Regions from separate parts of the Homo sapiens genome. Here region 1 is linked to region 2. Evidence: read pairs that join two places in POLR2A ChIA-PET (ENCODE). Cell type or tissue: GM12878. All regions are shown on one strand.

Region 1 (4,000 bases), 210 kb before region 2:
TTACCCACAGTCCTCCCTAGCACCTCGTCCCCATCCTCTGCCTTCACACCTGGGACTCTCTTCCATGCTGGGGGAAACCTTCAGATGAATTGATTCTCGCTGAGGTTGTGCAGACCCCAGTGCACAGCCCCCAACCACAACCCCTTCCCTCCTGGCAGAGCTCGCTCTGGAGCAGCTGGAGGTCCAGCTTGATGTTTTCCCAGGACAGTCAGAAATCAGACCCAGCCAGCCCACCCCCCTGCAGGTCCACTCTTTGAATACCAGATGGCGGGGGCAGGGGAAGTCTCCTTAAAGCAAAAAGGAATAAAATTTGGAGACACAGTTTGCGGGGAACCAGAGGCCCACTCGGCTGTGGCAGCCACTGCTTGTTAGTCCTGATCTTTGTTCCCCGCTCTTCCATAGGATATTAAGCCGAGCACATAGATACTCAGAATAAAGACTGCATTTCCCAGCATCTCTTGCAGCAGATATGGCCACATGTCTAGGATCTAGTCAACAGGTAAATGCAACATTAGGGACTTTTCTTACAGGAAGTGGTCATACCCTTTCCTTCCTTCCTGGTGGCTGGAATACAGGCGTAATGGCTGGAACTGAAACAGCCATTTTTGATCATGAAGTAATCTTGGGAATTAAGCCAAGTTTAGAGAAGAAACAAGACAGAAGCATACTGTGTGTCCCTGACCCCACGGAGCTGCCACACTGGCCTAGCCCACCGACATTTTGAAAGTTTTATGGAAAAAAAATAGCTTTATAGTTTAAGTTGTTTGTTATTTGGGACAAAGTCAATATGAAATAACACACCTTTTTTTTGTTGTTTGAAGTAAACTTTTGTTAGTTTTTTAAATAATTTTTATTTGTATTTCAATAGTTTGGGGGGGTAAAGGTGGTTTTGGGTTACATGGGTAAGTTCTTTAGTGGTGATTTCTGAGATTCTGGTGCACCCATCACCCAAGCAGTGTACACTGTACCCAATATATAGTCTTTTATCCCTCATCCCCTCTCAACCTTCCCCTACCCCAGCCCCAGAGTCGATTTTATCATTCTTATGCCTTTGCATCCTCACTGCTTAGCTCCCGCTTATAAGTGAGAACATATGATGTTTGGTTTTCCTGAATCACTTCACTTAGAATAATGGTCTTCAACTCCATCCAGGCTGCTGTGAATGCCATTATTTCATTCCTTTTTATGGCTGTGTAGTATTCCATGGTGTATAAATACCTTATCCACTCATTGGTTGATGGGCACTTAGGTTGGTTCCATATCTTTGCAGTTGTGAATTGTGCTGCTCCAAATGTGTGTGCATGTGTCTTTTTCATATAATGACTTCTTTTCCTCTGGATAGATACCCAGTAGTGGGATTGCTGGATTTAATGATCGTTCTACTTTTAGTTCTTTAAGTAATCTCCATCTGTTTTCCATAGTGGTTGTACTAGTTTACTTTCCCACCAGCTGTGTGAAAGTGCTCCCTTTTCACCGCATCCATGCCAACATCTGTTGTTTTTTGATTTTTAATTATGGCCATTCTTGCAGGAGTAAGGTGATATCTCAAAGTGGTTGAAATTTGCATTTCCCTGATGATGATTAGTGATGTTGAGCATTTTTTCATATGATGGAGGCTGTTTGTATATCTTCTTTTGAGAATCGTCTATTCATGTCCTTTGTCCCCTTTTGCATGGGATTGTTTGTTTGTTTTTTTCTCGCCGATTTGTTTGAGTTCCTTGTAGATCCTGGATATTACCTTTGTCGGATGCATAGTTTGCAAGCATTTTCTCCTCCTCTGGGGTTGTCTGTTTACTGTGCTGATTATTTATCTTGCTGTGCAGAAGCTTTTTAGTTTAATTAGATCCCATTTATTTATTTACTTTTGTTGTTGTTGCATTTGCTTTTGGGTTCTTAATCATGAATTATTCGCCTAAGCCAATGTCTAGAAGAGTTTATCCAAGGTTATTAGAGGTTTTTAGAATTTTTATGGTTTCAGGCTTAGATTTAAGTCTTTAATCCATCTTGAGTTGATTTTTATATAAAGTGAGAGATGAGGATCCAGTTTCATTTTTCTACATGTGGCTTGCCAGTTTTCAAAGATCAGAGCAGAACACACCATTTTTAAAGGAACAAATCCAATCTCCTCCAAGAAACATGCCCAGAGCTCTCCAGGTCAACACAACCTTTCCCACACCTCCACGGCCATCAGAGCATTGGTCACTGGGTGCAGCAAAGCACAGTTGGAGTGCTTCTGCTTGCAGAGTTCTTTCACATGCAGTATTTTATTCATTTTCAGAACAGTCCAAAGTAGGTATTATTGTCAGCATATAATAAAGGTAGGGGCTGGGCATGGTGGCTCACGCCCATAATCCCAGCACTTTGGGAGGTCAAGGCAAGAGGATGGCTTGAGCCCAGGAGTTTGAGACCAGCCTGGGCAACACAGTGAGACTTCATCTCTACAAAAAAAATAAACAGAATTAGCCAGGTGTGGTGGCATGTATCTGTAGTCCCAGCTACACAGGAGGCTGAGATGGGAGGATTGCTTGAGCCCAGGAGGTTGGGGCTGCAGTGAACCAATTGTGCCACTGCCTGGGAGACAGAGCGAGACCCTGTCCCCCCAAATTATAATATAATAAAAAGCTAGGTACACATTGCCAAGTAACGACATGGTAGCGCGAGTGGTGACTGGTTTTCTGGTCTGGAACACTCTTCAGCTTGAATCTAAACGATGAATGCCCGGTTCCATCTCCCTTCCTGCCCTGTGAGCTGGGCGGGCTCATCTTAGGCTCAATGGGGCCTGATTCAGCTTTGATTCCTCAGGGCTGCGGGCCCCACCCACAGCAGGTGCTATGTAAATTTGTGCTGAATTGATTTGCTGTAACTGCAGCAAGGATTGATTTCTTCTAAGCTGCATTTCTTGGTTTGATATTCTCTTAAAAAGAGAAAAACTGCAAGGAAAGAAAAAAGCTGTCCTTTCAGCTGAACCCTTGGCCTGCAGGTAGCCAGGGCTTGGCAGTGTAGGAGGGATTGATCTGGAGGCCTCAGAGACTGAGCAGTGTGGGAGGGAGTGCTCTGGAGGCCTCAGAGACTGCAACAAACTGCTGAGAACCCAGAGCTGTGGCCACAGGAGGTTAAGTGTGGAAGGGACCCTGCAGCCAGGAAGAGCCTCTGAAGCTGGGGGCTCAGAGGTCCAGAGGATTCCACCAGCCCCACTCAGTGGTAGGGGAGACATGAAGAGCTTCAGGGAGGCCAAGAGAAGAGCTGGTTTCATAGCCAGGCTGTTTTGCAAATGTCACTTCATTGAATCTCACAGCATTTCTCTGGGGTTGGATGGCAGGCAACGCCATTTTTTTGATGGGGGATGGGGGATGGGGGATGGGGAACCGAAGAAGGAGAATTACAATGAATTCTTGCCTCCTAGCTATGAGAAAAAGCCACTGCCCCAGATGTACAATGCCCCGTGGGGAGACAGTGACCTGCCGAGTCTAACTCAGGAAAGAATTAGCTGTCCTCACCCCCACATTCACCCAGCGGCTCTGCACTGGTTTCAAAGGCCACCAAGTTCACGCCACACAACAGTTCTTCAAGGACCGAGGCAGACATTGCCCCTTTCGACGGAAGAGGAGCCTGAAACCCAGAGAGGGGAAGTGACTTGCCCAAGGTCACGCGGTGCCAAAGCTAGAGCCCGATGTCCCTCCTCCCACTGCCTGCAGCTCCTAGGTTGACAGTTGATCGTGTGCTTGCCAGTCTGCAAACCCCTCATGCTGCCTTTCACTGTGCCCAGAACGGGAGCCACAGTGGGGAGGAGAGGGTGGTGACAAGCTGAGCCCAAGCCAGCTATTGGAGAGTCCATGCCCCAGGAGTATCTCAGGATCACGGACTGCTAGAGCCAGAAGGACCTTGCAGAAAGTGAGGACACTGAGGCCTCAGAGGGGAGGGGACTTGCCCAAGGCCACACAGACAATGCCCTTTCTCATTGTTATGACAAAGAAACAACCAAACGGTGAGAAGGGGTGTT
Region 2 (4,000 bases):
CCAGCCAGGTGGAAAGGGGCTATCCACAGGTTAGGCAGCAGGTCCCTATAGGAGCCAGCCCAGAAGCCAGGCCCCCGGCCCTTCTCATACAGCCCTGCACCTGCCCATGAAGGGAGTGAGGCCAGGACAGACGCCTGTGAAGCTGCGCTGAGCACCGGGTCCAGACTTCAGTGAGGGGCTGCTCCGCCTGCAGCTGGAGGCACCCTCCTCTCTACCCTCCACAGAGACTCTGAACGCTCTCGGAAGGTTGGCCCCAGTGTCTGCACAGCCAGGAAGTCTGAGGTGGCACAAAGGAGCCACGCAGGTCTGCTCTCAAAGTTTCCCTCCTATCCTATTTCCAAAGTTGCCCCCAAGCCTCTACTACCTCCTGCCTCAAAGGCAGCAAGACCCACACCAATAAAAGGGAGTCTCCGCCAAGTGCTCAAGAGAACATGGAATGGGAAGGGGAACAGCCACCTGGAGGGGAGCTCACCAGGGTCCTGCAAAGCAGAAGATGCACACACCCCAGGACCCAGCAGCCCCTTCCAGGCGTGACCCTGGAGAGCCTCAAGCACATTGTTCGCCTGGGTGTTCACAGTAGTGGGAGTGACAAAACAGGGGAACCACCCGGCCATCTCTCAGAAGGCAAATGAGTAAACGGAGGTCCACCCACAATAAAATACTACACAGCAATTAAAATGACAGGGCAAGACTTCCATGTATCAGCAAAGATAAATCTCAAAATCATAAGGCTATGAAATCTCATACTCACAATGAAATGTCAAATGGATATATGAGACTGTTTACATAACTGCTGAAAACATACAAAGCAGTAATACATATATATTTTATGCATACATATGTGGTAAAAATTAAAAACATACAAATTGCACAAAACACCAACTTCTTATTTGTGACAGTAAATACCTCTGGAGGGAGTAGGATGGAGAAGAAATAGAGTGAGCTTTAGCTACGTCTATAATATTTTATTTCCTTAAAAAAAGAATCTTAAGCAAATAGAGAAAAATGTTAGCACCTATTTAACTTACACAGTAGAAACAAAGATATCTGTTACTTTTTTTGTTTTCATTTTTCTGTTTTGGCTTATTTTAGAATTAAAATTTTTTAACATCTAAAAAATATATCGTGAGAGGCAAAAAGCGGGGCTGTGTAATATAAATTAGCAGGAAAAATTCTTTATAATGAAGAGGCAAGAGAGTGGGCACTGAGGAGCAGCCCTGATAGACCTGATCTTCACATGTGTTAATTTGTGGGAACAGGACCACATAGGACTGGGAAGTGTTTCTTGTGGAGAATCAAGGAAGGTTCCTGGGAACAATTCAAAAGAAGAAAAAAAACCACACACACACACACACACACACACACACACACACAGAGAGAGAGAGAGAGAGAGAGAGAGAGATTCACTGTGGTGTTATTTATTGTGTGAAAAAAACAGAAACTCACAGCTCAGGTTACAAAAGAAATATGACTATAACGTATGCTACAGTGATATGAACAATAAGCTGGAGACAGGGCAGGGGCGGCGAGGCGGGGAGGCGTTTATGGCATACGCCACCGCAGGTGGGTCCCCTATTCAGTAACGTGAGTAGAGAACAAAATTCCCCTGCTCTATCCAAATTAGGCCTGCAAGAAACAAGGGCTCAAGGGAACGTGGGAAAATGAAGACGGTTTGTTGAATGAGATTTACAGCTTTCCACTACCTGGAGAAGCAAGTCACAAAGGGCTCTCCGTGGAGCCCAGGCACTGCACCCCAGCTGCCCGCTTTTCTCCAAGCACTTTCTCCTGCCCTTTTCTTGGACCCTCCCTCTCCCCGGGGCCCAGGGAAGGCTGCCCTAAGCACTGACTCCTCTCCTGGGGCAGTGAGATTTCCCTCTCATATTTCCAGGCTGGAACAAATCCCCCAAAGACTCCCGTAAATCAGGTCCAGATGCTGCACATGTCACAGAAAAAGGCTGAGAAGTCAACAGCTCCAGAAATCAGGAGGCGAAGCGGCAAGATCCCGTTTCATTTCCCAAGGCCCCTGCTTAAGACACAGCCTTAAGCAAAAGACACGTTTTCATTTTGCATTTGCCTTAAAATGTCTCCCAACTCTCTGAGAGCCACATCAGTTCTAAAATCTTCAACTGCTCACATTTCTTTTTTTTTCTTTTTTTTTTTTTTTTTTGAGAAGGAGTTTTGTCTCCCAGGCTGGAGTGCAGTGTTGTGATTTTGGTTCACTGCAACCTCCGCCTCCTGGGTTCAGGCAATTCTCCTGCCTCAGCCTCTCGAGCAGCTGGGACTACAGGTGCCCACCACCACGCCTGGCCAATTTTTGTATTTTTAGTAGAGACGGGGTTTCACTATGTTGGCCAGGCTGGTCTCGAACTCCTGACCTCAGGTGATCCGCCCGCCTCGGCCTCCCAAAGTTCTAGGATTACAGGCGTGAGCCACCGCGCCCGGCCTGTTCACATTTCTGATCAAAGCGAAAGCCACTCAGTCACTCAGTGAGCCCAAAGAAGAGACCAGTAAGCAGGGCCAGCCTACCTGGCAGTTTACATCCTCTGCAAACGCTGCTCAGCAAATTCAACTATGTAGCCAATCACTCTTCCCTCAAGTGAGTTTTAAAGGGTAACACCAGAGGGAAACGGTGCTCTCGGACAAGTCACGGGGGTGCCCACTGCCCAGCTGTGCACCAGGGGGCACCCCCACTGGGGTGGGGAGATTTCCCTCTCACATTTCCAGGCTGGAACAAGTCCCCCAAAGACCCCCATAAATCAGGCCCCAGGGGGCCCTCAGCGCTTGGAGACTCTGGCCACAGACGTCAGCAGTGACTGCCCAGGCCTGGCAGGTTCTCCAGGGCCTCAGCCCCAGGGCCTGGGACCAAAGCCCCACCCTGCACTGACCACAGGTTAAATTTGCCCTGAAACTGGGGTCAGCAGCAGAAACAACACGCCCCTCACCCTCCCAACCACAGGACGCAGGCTCGAAGCCTGACGAGGTGATTTTCAAAGTACCATCTGCTCCTGGGAAGCCATTCCCTGAGCCGGAAGCTTGTTCCTTTTCCCCTGTGAGGAAACTGGGGGCCACATGGCATCACACAGAGCCCTCTGCAGGCTCAGTCACCCTCTCACTCTTGCTCAGCACGTCCACGGGGCATAATTAAGTCTGTAGGCTGCGGGATCTCTGTGCCAAAACTGCTCTTTTGTTTCCCAAGGTGAAGCATCTGGAACCTGGGCATCCAGGCAACAGGCTCGCAAGGCCCAGATTCAGGGGCAGCCACCTGCGCCAGGCTGGGACCTGACACAGGGTGAGCAGGTGAGCCACTGAGCAGGACCATGAGGTGGCATGCTAAAGCTGGGCACAGCCACCAAGGGTGGGACACAGACCTGCAGGGCCTTCACGGGGCCAGGGCAGTGCCTAAGGGTCCACCTAGCACGCGTCAAGCACAAACAGCTGCGCTGTGCACATTCAGTCACTTAACGTCGCCCTCACACCAATGTTTTGGGGCAGGTGATAGGACTGGGCCCCTGCTACAGAGAGGAGGTGGTTCAGAGAATGTAAACAACTACCCCCCACCTCCCAGAAAGATGAGGTAGAGCCAGGATCTAAAGCGGCCCATCTGTAGCCAACACCATACTCATTCAAGAGACACACGCCCATTCCCACACCCGCTGCACAGGAAAGAGAAAGAAGTCAGACTCGGACCCTGTCCCCAACTGCCCCAGGCTGGGAAATTCACCAGCACTGCGGACAGAGCAGGGGATAACAGCAGCATCAGAAAGACCCATAAGGCCATAGGTTTGCAGAGGGAATGCAGTCCCTCAGCAAGGAGCTTCAGTCGGACTAAACCAGCAGAAAAGGCGGTTTCCGAGTACCATGCTCGCACAACAGGGAGCCGCCGACCAGGCCTGGAGATCCCTGTGACAGTCACGGCAGGACTGGGGCTGCAGGAGTGCAGAGCCAGGTGGGAGACAGCAGCGGGGTTCCCTACCCCACACGGCTCGCACCCACGAGCTCA

What was found. Peaks named below come from ENCODE experiments on the same cell type or tissue, not always from the same donor. Only the 100,000 strongest peaks of a DNase experiment are listed, where the experiment ranks them.
Region 1: POLR2A ChIA-PET joins it to region 2 with 5 read pairs; 2 of 35 experiments call an interaction of 5 or more read pairs at or near these places.

Annotation. Positions count from the first base shown.
Region 1 is chr3:195,036,595-195,040,594 of GRCh38, forward strand. No RefSeq gene overlaps it. Among named protein-coding and RNA genes, the nearest start is that of XXYLT1-AS1, 56 kb to the right of the region's middle. In GM12878, no CTCF peak of the experiment used is centred here; no DNase peak of the experiment used is centred here.
Region 2 is chr3:195,251,355-195,255,354 of GRCh38, forward strand. The region is part of intron 1 of XXYLT1 (xyloside xylosyltransferase 1); the gene reads right to left. Among named protein-coding and RNA genes, the nearest start is that of XXYLT1, 18 kb to the right of the region's middle. RefSeq lists a silencer at 492-541 and enhancers at 1,361-1,410, 2,200-2,987. In GM12878, no CTCF peak of the experiment used is centred here; a DNase peak (open chromatin) is centred at 1,549; H3K27ac peaks cover 2,160 bases.